Linked DNA regions of Mus musculus: region 2 is linked to region 1. Evidence: chromatin contacts called from ENCODE Hi-C data. All regions are on one chromosome and are shown on one strand. Each heading gives the region's core, a stretch centred on a gene start or an enhancer-like site at or near the end of the contact. The rest is flanking DNA. Distances are from core to core; before and after follow the strand shown.

Region 1 (5,852 bases), core at 2,094-4,593:
CTCCCGGGCGGGAGGTTAGATGCTGGCCCTTTAGTGGAAGACCTGCTCCATTGCTCCAGCACAGTGAGTCCCGATGGGAAGAGGCAGTCCATGGTTTTAAGGCGTTTATTGTAGAAAGGCAGAGAGAGGGAACGAGTAGGGAAGTAGAGGCTGGCCATGGCCATGTGGAGAGAAGGGGGAAGGGGATAGGGAGAGAGGGGACAAGTGGGAAGCAGGAGTAAGAGAAAGAGAGTCAGAGAGGGAGGAGGGGGCAAGCAGCCCCTTTTATAGTGGGCGGGGCCTACCTAGCTGTTGCCAGGTAACTGTGGAGCTGGAGTCCACACAGAATACCAGGAACTTGGGGCATTGCCTACATGACTGATGGCCACATACCTCTCTGCAGGGGAGGGGAGGTTGGGAGTCTGTGGCTGCAACAGGAGCCAGTGGCCAAACACCTGTTGTCCCTGGGGTCACCCGGGTTCAAGGCCTGTGCTCAGCAGGGGACCAGGCTGTCTGTGCACAGCTCACCATCCCACACCCTCCAAGCTGTCTTGGACCTGCCAGTTTTCGTGAATCTGCCCTTCCCTTATCTAATGACTATGATCAACTTTCGACTTGTGGAAATGGAGATTACTTGTGAGCATTAGCAAAGCCAGCAATCTTACTTCTCTCCTCAGTTTCTGAGACGTTCCTTAACTAGTTCAAGGGTCAGCAGTTTGTACAGTTATAAAATATTGGCAGCAGTCGCTGAGTTTGTAGCTTACTGGAAGAGTGCTTGCCTGGCATGCACAAGGCGTTGGGTTCTGTCCTCAGTACCACGTATACCAGGCAGGGAGGTACACCAGTAATCTTGGCCCTTTGAAGGCAGAAAGGATAAGATCCAGAGTTCAGTGCCACCTTTGGCTACAAGCCAAGACAGAAGCCAGCCTGAGATTCACGTGACACTCTCCCCAAAATAAATGATTATTAAAATCAAAAGTCCCATTCTAATGGAAGATAGTAATGGTGACCATCAGTGCGTGTTCAGGTGTAATGAGAACCATTTGAGGAAAGTAAGCCCCTGTGAGAGTATCTCCGTGCTTACAGGAACACACACTGGCAAGTAATCCTTTGTTGTTTGGTTTTTGAGACAGGATATCACTATATAGCCTTGGCCGGTGTAGAACACTTTATGCAGACCAGGCTGGTCTCCAATTCACAGAGATCTGAATTCTGCCTCCCATGTCCTGGGGTTAATGCGTGTGCCCTCACTACCAACTCTGATAAGTCTGTCTTACAGATTCTAGCTCACTTCTGTACAAAATATGTTTTGAAATTTTCTACTCTGAAAAACTATGTTTCAGACTCAGAAAACTAAACTGGAAGAGGATTTTAATTCGTCATCGAGAAGACATTCCTCTTGACGGTACAGCCGGCGGAATGGAAGGACAGCGGAAATTTCCCATTCTTGAAGAAAAGGCCTTCAGTGTCCACGGAGCCAGAGGAAACCACATGGACTTTGGCCAGCTGTATCAGTTCTTAAATGCCAGGGGATGTGGGGATGTTTTCCAGATGTTCTTTGGTGTAGAAGGACAGTGACTGAGCAGAGGGGAAGTCAGACCTGTTGGCTCACTGTTCCTCTGTTGATCATTTCTTCCTGTTTTTCCTTGAAATTCAATTTCAGCTCCATTCTAGGATGTACTAGGGTTGGGGTCACAAGAAGAAAATTAATATGGCTGAAATGTATCAGTTAAAACTTGCCATGCCTGAGAGAAAAACTGGGTTTCGACTTGTAAGCTTTAAATTACTAAGTGAGAAGGGTGGAGAAATGACTCAGAAGTTAAGAGCATATGCTGCTAGTGCCAAGGACCTAAGTTCAGTTCCCAGCACCCCTGGCAGGGAGCTCATAACTACCTATATGTCTTTACTTCAGGGCATTTGATGTACTCTGTCCTCCAAGGGTGCATGCATGAACATAAACATGTAAATATATTTGGGGTATCAGATCCCCTGGAGCTGGAGTTACAGGAGGTTGTGAGGTACCCGGTGTGGGTGCTGGGAGCCAAACTTGGGTCCTCTGCAAGAGCAGTGCACCCTTTTAACCTCTGAGCCATCTCTACAGCTTGGTGGAAATTTCTTGACGTGAGCTGGATCTGAAGGCACATGCTTATAATCCCAGCACTTGGGAAGTAGAGGCAGGAGGATGGGAAGTTGAAGGCCAGCTGGGCTACACGAGGCTCTGTCTCATGAAACTTGAAAGACAAATTATATGTGAAGGTAATTTTGATGGTTCGACTTGCTAGGGATTTCCCACACTCTTCTGCCTTCACTAGGAACCTGGAAAAGCTGCCTGTTCACCCTCCTGGCCTCTCTTGCAGCTGCATTGGGCTGTAGGTTACAGTGCAGGATTTCTGGGGATGAATTTGCCTCTCTTCTCTTTCTGCCATGGCCCCTGAAGTGATGGCAAGAGAAAGGGCCAAGCTATCTCAGAGATGTCATTGTACAAGACACCTTGCCACATGCGGACCCAATGTTAATCCCAGCCTGTCTCCAGACCTTTGAAATAAAATGAAATTTTAAACAATCTGTGCTTGTTATCAGTAGTCAGAAGTTTGAAACTACCCTGTCTTTTAAAGTACAAACAGTATAAAGCCTTCCTCATTGGTGTTTGTGGTTCATTTCAAATTGCATGTGTTTAGATTTGGCCCCTATCTGGCCTTGCATCGCTGAAGACTGGGGCATGAGTAGAGCTCAAATGGTTTCTTGTTGTTTCTTTAAGACAGTGTCTCATGCCTATGTGACCTGATGATTCTTTTTTCTTTTTATTTCCTATTTCGAGATAGATTTTCATATATCCCAGGCTGCCCTTGAACTTTAAGTGTGCAAAGCTGACCTTAAATTTGTGATTCTCCTCTTCTCTGTGTCTTCAGTGCTGGTATTGGGAGGGTGTGCCAGCAGACCTGGTTTGCTCAATGTAGGGAATCAAACTCAGCCTTCAGGAATGCCAGGAAAGCACTCTACCAAGTTAGTCGCCCCAACTCCTCTGCTTTTATTATTTCATTTTATTTTTAAAGATTTATTTTATTTATATGAGTACACTGTAGCTTTCTTCAGACACACCAGAAAAGGGCGTCAGATCCCATTGCAGATGGTTGTGAGCTACCATGTGGTTGCTGGGAATCGAACTCAGGACCTCTGGAAGAGCAAATTCCTACACACTAGGAAGGAAATCTCTCCACTACAAATATCTCGGACAGGTTTGGCGCCACGGGCTCAACGCTGGTTTCTTATTGGTCAGCAGTGACGCCACTCAGGCAGGCGTGGCCTTCTTTGTTACGTTTCAGGCAGCGGATGGTCAGAGTCCTGACAGGGAGGCGGGAGCGGAAGTAGGAAGCCGAAAGGCTGGGAGGGCGAGGGGGAAGTGGCTACAGTGAATCCCCTTCCGGCGCGAGGGACCGGAAGTTGTGGCCCGCCCGTGTCAACTTCGGCTCTGCAGACTGAGAGCCGGGCTGCCACCGCCACCATGGGCGGGAAGAACAAGCAGCGGACTAAGGGGAACCTCAGGGTGAGTCCTGTGGTGATGGTAGCCCCGCGGCCTGCGGCCCGGGTGTCCAGAGGGCCGTGAGGGAAGAGTGTGACCTCCCGGTGTGTGCGTCCCCGCGGGTGGACAAGTCGAGGAGTTGGGACCCAAACGACGTTTCACGCCGGATCTGGGAAACGGAGCGCGCCCAGGGAGGGAGGTGTCATCGGGAAACGGTGACAGTGAGCACCCGGGCGGCCCTCGTGGGTGGCCGAGCTTGTGTAGGAGCTGTGGGAGGGAAGAAGCAAGCGTGGGCTTCACTCGCTCAGTCCCTCCTTGCCAAGGCCCGAGCCCGTCGGTGGTATGCCCGGTGTCAGGTCGGTGTCACCCGTTGGGTCTCTGGTCTCAAGCTTACCTCGCTTTTCCTGCTTCACTCTGGCCACCCTGAACTTGCCACGAACTTGGCTGGCCTGGCAGGCTTCGGATGGCCATATGTTAGGTGGCTCTAGATACCTTAATGCATCCTGTATAGCCCTGGCTGTCCTGGAACTCATTCTGTAGACCAGGCTGGCCTGGAACTCAGAAATTCTCCTGCCTCTGCCTCCCAAGTGCTGGGATTAAAAGCGTGTGCCACCACCACCTGGCGCTTTGAAAGTATCTTAAAGGCAGGTGTTTCTCTGCAGCCTTTATCCTGATGGATCACACACACATACACACACACACACACACACACACACACACACACAGTTCGCTTTTATAGACCTGTTCCACCATTTTTTTTTTAGATTTATTTATTTATTATATGTGAGTACACTGTAGCTGTCTTCAGACACCCCGGAAGAGGGAGTTAAATTTTGTTACAGATGGTTGTGAGCCATCATGTGGTTGCTGAGATTTGAACTCTGGACCTTTGGAAGAACAGTCAGTGCTCTTAACCACTGAGCCATCCTTCCAGTCCCTCATCTCTTAATTTATAAATTTTGCTGACCCTTAGGAGAGTTGATCTCAGTATTTAACACCCAAGTTCTCTACCTTATGTATTCTAAAAACAGTGTCATTCTTCATATAACATGTGAAACTTTAACCATGGTGGAGTACACAAATATAACATGTAGACTTACAATTTGTATTTCTACTAACTTTTATAGATTTAATTCTGTTTTTATTTTATTTTGATTTTGGTTTATCAAGGCAGTTTCTCTTTGTAGCTCACCTGTCCTGGAAGTCGTTCACAGATGTGCCTGCCTCTGTCTCTACAGTGCTGGGATTAAAGGCATGCACCACCAGGACTGACTTAAAGTTGTTTTTAGATAATAACATTTTCAAAGCATTTATGACTCAGTCAAGTATCACTTGTTCCCTTTGGCAGGGAATACATTAAAAGACACATAAAAACAACTTATACTTTGAAGTCTTTTGATTTAGACAGTTTTCCATTTCATACATCCTAAATGAGCGTGTTTTTTATGTCATAATGACCAGGAAGAGTTGGCCATTGGTTGGCTTTGTTTAGTCTCATCTAATTGTTTCCTTCTATTGATTCCAGCTAAGCCATTTTTGACCATGCTTTGTATGATAACATTTTCAGTATATCATTCCAGAAGTGTACAATACTTTTTTTTCCCCTTTAAGACAGTGTTTCTCTGTTCTGGAACTAGCCAGCTCTGTAGACCAGGGTGCCTTCCCCCCCTTTATTATTCTTTTTTGTTTTGTTTTGTTTTTGTTTTATTTTTTCCTTTCTCAGTGGCATTTGCTTAGTGTTGAGCATTGTAAAGTTATCTTTTTCCATTGGATAATAAGAAATATGTGGTGTTGCAGTCTGTGGTTAGACATACTTACCCCTAAAGATTTTCACACCCTGCTGGGATTAAATTCTTCCTGCAGTACTTCAGAGTTACTGTTGGTATCGCAAATGACAAAGAGTGAAATGATTGCTCTTACCTCATTTGAAGGGTGATCTAACTGAAGTTTAGAGAAGTTTACTTGCTTAAATTTGTGTAGCCTGGAAGCTTCAGAGTTGGGGCTTGAAGTTTAGTTTTTAAAATGTTACGTCATAGGGGGCGCGCTGAGAGGACGCCTTTCAGGAGTCCATTCTCCTTTCCCTTTTTGTGGGTTTCCGGGATGGAAGTCCAGATTGTCTGACAGCTTGCATAGCAAGCGATTTATCCTCGGAACCATCTTGCTGGGCCTGGACTTGAACTTAAAAGTAGCATTTGTTCAATAGAAAATAGTGCTGGGAGCCATATATATTTGTAGATTTTAGTAGATACATGTCTTTTTTGTTGTTTTGACTTTTTGTTTTGAGATGGGATTTTACAATGTGGGATAGCCTGGTCTGCGACTTCTTGTGTAGCCTAGGCTGGCCTCACACTTG
Region 2 (5,852 bases), core at 2,308-4,807, 290 kb before region 1:
ACCATAAAAAGATCTTTTACATCTTGCTGTTGCTAGTCTCGCTCAGAACTACAATGTTCACGCTTGAAGACCCAGTTATAAGCACAACTTTCAACTTTCACCCTTGATGAGCAAAGACACAAAACCGAGTATCTGAGGACTCACTCTACTGTCTCCGGCTGCTGCAGCCCTGTCACCTGGCCCTTATGTGACCTTCAGCTGGCCTACACGTACATCATTGTCCTCTCCCACAAATGTGGGCAAATTAATAATCTTGCAATGAGCTTATGCTTTGAAGCTGGAAGAGACAGGTCCAATAGGCAATCACTCCGTGCACTGAGGATGACACGGCGGCAGCGGAGGTTTCTACTCTAACCATATCACATCACATCAGACTTCTCCCTTGGCAGACAGAGCCTGGTTCATCTGCTTGGTCTTGGTACCAGAACAGGTAATTCAGGTCTGCAGTTCTACTCAACTGGAAAATAGCTCTTACAGGAATCAAACATCATAAAGTATTATATAATTACTTTAATCTTTATTCAACCACTAAGAATTAGAACAGCCATTAAATTGAAAACTCAAAAAAAAATCCAGAAATACTTCCCCACCCACACATTTTTAGTATATGCTAAAAATGTAGAATGCATACAAATCAAAAGAATTAATGGAGACCCTATTTTAGATCTTCTAATCTTCCTGAACATCTCCTAGTTTCTCTTAAATGGTATTTGAACTCTGAATCTTACCTTGGAACTTAAGTAACTCTTTATTCTACAAACAGAAAGGTCTGGGCTTTAGCAACCCGAGACAGCCACACACTTACCAGCTTCTCGATTTCCGACTCAAGGTTCTGGATACAGTCAAGTTTCCTCTTGCGACAGCGTTGCGCGGCGATTCTGTTCTTACTCCTTCTGCGGATGTCATGGATACAGTCGAGCTGCTCTGGGGTCAGTTTGTGCATTTTCAACAAGGATTGGAAATCATTTCGTGAGAGCGAAATTATCCGTTGGGCATTGAATGGCAGCTTCACCTAGAATGTGAAATACACATTATGAACATCAGTGAAGACATTAGTGGATAAAGATCAATGAAGACTGACTACGTCAGTGACACGGGAAGTCACCTGTTACATTTTTTTAGACACTTTAGCACATTACAAAAGACACAGACCTTAGGTTGGAGGAACAGTTCAGAAGTTCCTGGTGCTACAGCCCTGCAGGAGAGCTGAGTTCTGTGTCTAGACCCCGTGTTAAGCAGCTCACAACTGACTGTGACCTCAGCTCCAGGGATCCAACACCTCTGCTCTATGTGGGCACCAGCACACACGTGCACATACCCACACAAGGACACACATATGCACCTAAGTAAAACAAATCCTTAACAAATAGGTCTCTGCTCTTCAGTTTCTACATAATCCACCCCAATAAGACCTAACAGCCCACCTGACGCTCCGGGCCTGGGAGAGAGTTCAACAGTCACACACATCAGCAAACCAGACACACCAGCCAAACAGCACTGCATTCAAAAGGAAGTTACCTTACCAGTGTATGTTAGTACTTTACTAGTAGCTTAAAGAAGTTACTAATTAACAACTTCTTTAAGTTTCTGCCTAAAGAGTTTTTAACATGTGCTCCTTATTTCCCCAAATAAATTCCATTTTATTGAATATTAATTACCACACAAAGGCACTACACAATACTTGTTGGTATTAAGTGGGCTAATCATTTCTATAGCATGTTAAGAAATTTCCGTTCTGACAAAAATTTAATTTCATATGGCTTATTTAAAAAGCAATACATCTCACTTGCCAATGGAGAAACTATTAGAACAAAAAAGGAGGATTTTTTTCCTAGAGTATTTTTGGGTCGGTCTGTTTTGGTGGTTCCAGTAACTGAACCCTGGGGCCTTACACTCCATCTCCTTCCAGAAAAGGCAGCCTCCTCTGTCTTACGCTGTAAAATTGCTACAAAGCAAAGACAGTGGTGAAGAACGGGTCGTGGAAAAATAGGTCCTGATACAGGGATGGCAGGAAGCAGCGCCGATGCGATGAAAACCAGCATCGAGTTTTCAGGAAGATTAAAGTGCGTGCCACGTACGTAGCAAGGACTCCTACCCCCAGGTACCTCTGAGGTTTGAATTCAGACCTCAAAGTGGTGTTTGCCTTTCTACACGCACTGCGGCGCTCACATCCACAGCAGCCCAGGCAGAGACAGCCTGAGCCTGGCACGGCTGAGAGCGTGAAGGAGAGGTGGCGCATGCGCACTCTGTGGAACTCAGGTCAGCCTTACGGAAAAGGAAAGCTGCGGTCTGAAGAGCATTCCACCGGGCCAAAAAAATCAACCAAATTCCACGGGGTGAACCCTACATTATCTTACCCATTACAGGTGATAACTAAAACGGTCAAACCAACAGCGACAGAAGAGGGAGGTGGGGTGGGGCACGGGTGTTCTTAGAGTTTGAATTACAAAAGCAAGTTATAGAGATGCACCACGCGAATACAACGCCACTAATACAGTGCACTTAGGACACTAAAAAAAAAAAAAAAAAAAAAAAAAAAAAGGCAAGTAAAACACACATAAAAAGGACAAAGAGTATGGCTGAAAATTAGAGAAGCAAAGTGAGAATGGCCACTGTAAAAAGAAAACTGACTTGAAAACGAAAGAATCCTTATTTCTAAGACACGGATCCCTACTCTCTACTGAATCATCTTACAGGAAGCAAGCATTTGTACAAACCTCTACACACTGAATGCACAGAGCAAGCTTGCTGTGGTTAATATAAGTCAGTAGCCACAAGTAACTCATGCTAAATTATTAAGATATCTATTAAACAAATACTTAAAATGGCTAAAGAAAACCAAAACAATAAATAAAATCAATAGCTTTGAAAATTAATTCTGAGAAAGCTTTCCTGCACACCACAATCATGCAGCTATTCACAGCCAGCCACGGCTCACATATCAGACTGGGCTCAGGTTTGATAACCTGGGGGCTACAGGCACTACAGACTAAATGACAGTCTCCTTTAAAAGTTACCATTAACCACAGATGAAAAGCTTGCTGTCCCTTCTCCCTACTGGAACATGTGATTACAAGTTACTCAAGCCTATGTTGTGTTCTCCCCCATGATTAATACACACAGCAATGTGTGATGCATGCACACACTCCATCTCACCCAGCCGGAGCTTATCACATGGTCTCTCCCTTCCTCCCTCGCTCCCCCAACCCCCTGCATCTCCCATGAACGGGCTGTGTGAACAGTGAGCGCACACGTCCACTTACCTCACAGTCCTGCTCCCTGGCAGAACAGGACTCGCTGTCACCTTCCGTGTCCGTCTCAGAGTCATCTCCCAGGCTAATCACACAAGCATACGGGCAAGGCTCCTGCTGAGGCTCCGAGACATAATCGTAGTTTCCAATTTCCAAGTTGCTTGAGCAGCCTTCGGAACTCAGAGTACTGATAAAAGGGCAGTTGACGGAACTGAGAGTTGTGAAAGTCCGCTGGCCTGGCTCGGGGCTCTCACTGATCCTGATACCCAACCAGGGACACTCAGATCGCCTTTGCGAGTAGCCCTGTTCTGGGCCGTCTTTGGCCACAGTGGGCGACAACTGCATTTGGCAAGGCGAGTCCGTGCTGCAAATGTCACTCCAGAAGCCTTTGGCCAGGTGCTCTGCCACCTCTCGCTCCACACTACTCCGATCCTCAGATGCAAGGCTGCTGCTGTCTTCTTTAGGGCCCATGCTAGACTTCAGATATAAATCCTGATTTTCCGATGGCTTCTCGTCCTGGGCATCTGGCCTCGACAGAGGCTTTTCTGTCTTCACGGTTTTACTCTGCACCCCAGCAAAGGCCACGTCACCTGACTGCTCATATGTGTGTAAGGCTGACAAGGAGTAGAGCCCGTGAGGTCCTGCAGAATCCTGAGGCAAGGGTGTCCCTTGGGGCTGCTCTGCAGGGCACTGAGGGGAGGGATCCTGGCCCTCTGTGTCTTCACTCTCCATGGCTGCCTTCATTCCTTCACATTTTAAAATCACGTGTAAATCTGCACAGCCCTGCGCTCCCCCAAAACACTCAAGTTCAGAGGTCTCATTTGGCTGGACAGAGGCAGTGTGGACATCTCTGACACCGGATTCTAGAGTTCGGATCTTGTCAGTTCCAAACGCTTTCTGGAACTTTCTGTATTTGGGGCATAGAGATGGCAATGCCAGGGCTCCATCCTTGTCCGTGCACAGGGACTGGCACGCCTGACTGACACTGTCCTGGAGAGGGGGGGATGCTTTTACACTGCCCTGACACCTGCGGGAGTCACACTGAGGCGTCTGAACACGTTTCTTTTCCAAGAATTCATCTGCTTCATCGATTTCGAGATCTTTCTGTTCTGAAAATGAAAATTTAAAATCTGCTTTCTGACAGTGTGAGGAGAAGCATTTTTTTCTTGCGCATTCCTGCTGCTCTGAAGTGGAGTCCAAAAACTTAAACTTGAGAAACTGGAAGCAGGATTCCTCGATATTGTGTACGCTTAGAAACTCCACACACCTGCACACTTCGTCAACATTGTCTTTACTTAAAATGAGTTTGGCAGTGTAGGCAAACTGAATTAAAGGTTCAAATCCTTTAACCGTTACCTGTTAATACACAAGATAAAAATCAACACACGGCTCAGCAGCTGTCTGGTCGGGGAGACAGAAGAGCAACAAGGAAAGGGCAAACTGATCTGAGATCACCAAACGATAGGCACTTTAATTCTGTTAGAAGAGATAGCCCTCTAGGACATCGAACGACCTTTTCACAGGGGTCACATATCAGATATCCTGCCTATCAGACACTTACAATTCATAAAAGTAGCAAGATTACATACAGTTATGAAGTAGCAACAAAAACAGTTTCATGGTTGGGGTCACCACAGCGGGAGGAACTGTATTAAAGGGTCACAGCATCAGGAAGGCTGAGAGCCGCTCACTGCTCTAGGAAATGCAAAACTAAGGGGCACCAGGTTAAGCAGAGTACAAGCCCTACTCAACAGGACTAAGCCTCCAACCTTGTAATATTCCATCCATACATGTTACTCCTTAAGACACTACCATGATTCCTCCGTGTCGAAACAATTCATCTTGTGAACAAGAATGAACTGTAGAGGAGAACTTTTAAGAATTAAAAGAGCTGCTGGAGAGACAGCTCAGAGATCACAGGCACTAGCAGCTCTTAACGTCTGAGTTTGATTCCAGCCCCCACATAGAAAGACTCACTAGGGCTCTAACTCCTCCTCTGGGAGACTGGCTGCCTGCGCTGGCACCTGCATGCCCATCATACAGACAGACACACGTATGCACATAAACATATAGCTAAAAAAATAATAAAAATAAAACAAATCTTTAAAAAAAAAAGGAAGTACTGTCTTATGCCAAATATATCCAATAGTAACTTTTTTAATGATCCAGAGTGCTAAGGTTCTAGAACTCCCTCTCCAGGCCCCGAGCAGCAGAACCCTTGCTATGCAGATATCTGTGCCTTTATACTGAGTCGGCATGTACCAAGCTGGGGTGGAAAGAGCCTGAAAACAACAGAAACACTCACCCTCACAGTTAAATATGTAAATTACTCTAGAACTTTTTTGAGTTACTATCAAACTGCCCCAAAATACTAAGACTTGCTAAAACATGCTAACCTTACAGCATTTAGCTAGGAACAGCTACAATAAAACACATACCACCAAATTCTTTAAGAAGAAAAAAATGGATCATCCCCAATGCTCGTGGGAATGTCCAATGGACACCCATTTCAGTCATTTGATCATTTCTTATGAATCTAAATATGCAACCTCCTTATATGACCAGAAATTCACTTCTAGTTCTTTAGCCCTAATAAATGAG

The links. A loop is a pair of places that touch in the nucleus more often than their neighbours do.
Region 2: a loop to region 1 is called in a map of T-helper 1 cell, with 2.7 times the contacts of the local background. The contact joins the enhancer-like site here to the promoter of Ltn1 in region 1. A Hi-C loop is called at or near these places in 1 of 37 maps with a recorded cell type or tissue (T-helper 1 cell).

The regions. Positions count from the first base shown.
Region 1 is chr16:87,430,097-87,435,948 of GRCm38, reverse strand. It overlaps Ltn1 (listerin E3 ubiquitin protein ligase 1), which reads left to right and starts at 3,343. Exons shown (of 30, transcript NM_001081068.1): 1 at 3,343-3,523. The coding sequence starts at 3,482. It overlaps Rwdd2b (RWD domain containing 2B), which reads left to right. Exons shown (of 5, transcript NM_016924.2): 5 at 1,323-2,618. The coding sequence ends at 1,557.
Region 2 is chr16:87,717,562-87,723,413 of GRCm38, reverse strand. It overlaps Bach1 (BTB and CNC homology 1, basic leucine zipper transcription factor 1), which reads right to left. Exons shown (of 5, transcript NM_007520.2): 3 at 3,264-4,607; 4 at 806-1,012. Among named protein-coding and RNA genes, the nearest start is that of Gm32925, 18 kb to the left of the region's middle. Within about 2 kb of position 3,557, at least 1 of the 3 ENCODE cell types and tissues checked has a DNase peak (open chromatin) inside an H3K27ac peak, as active enhancers do.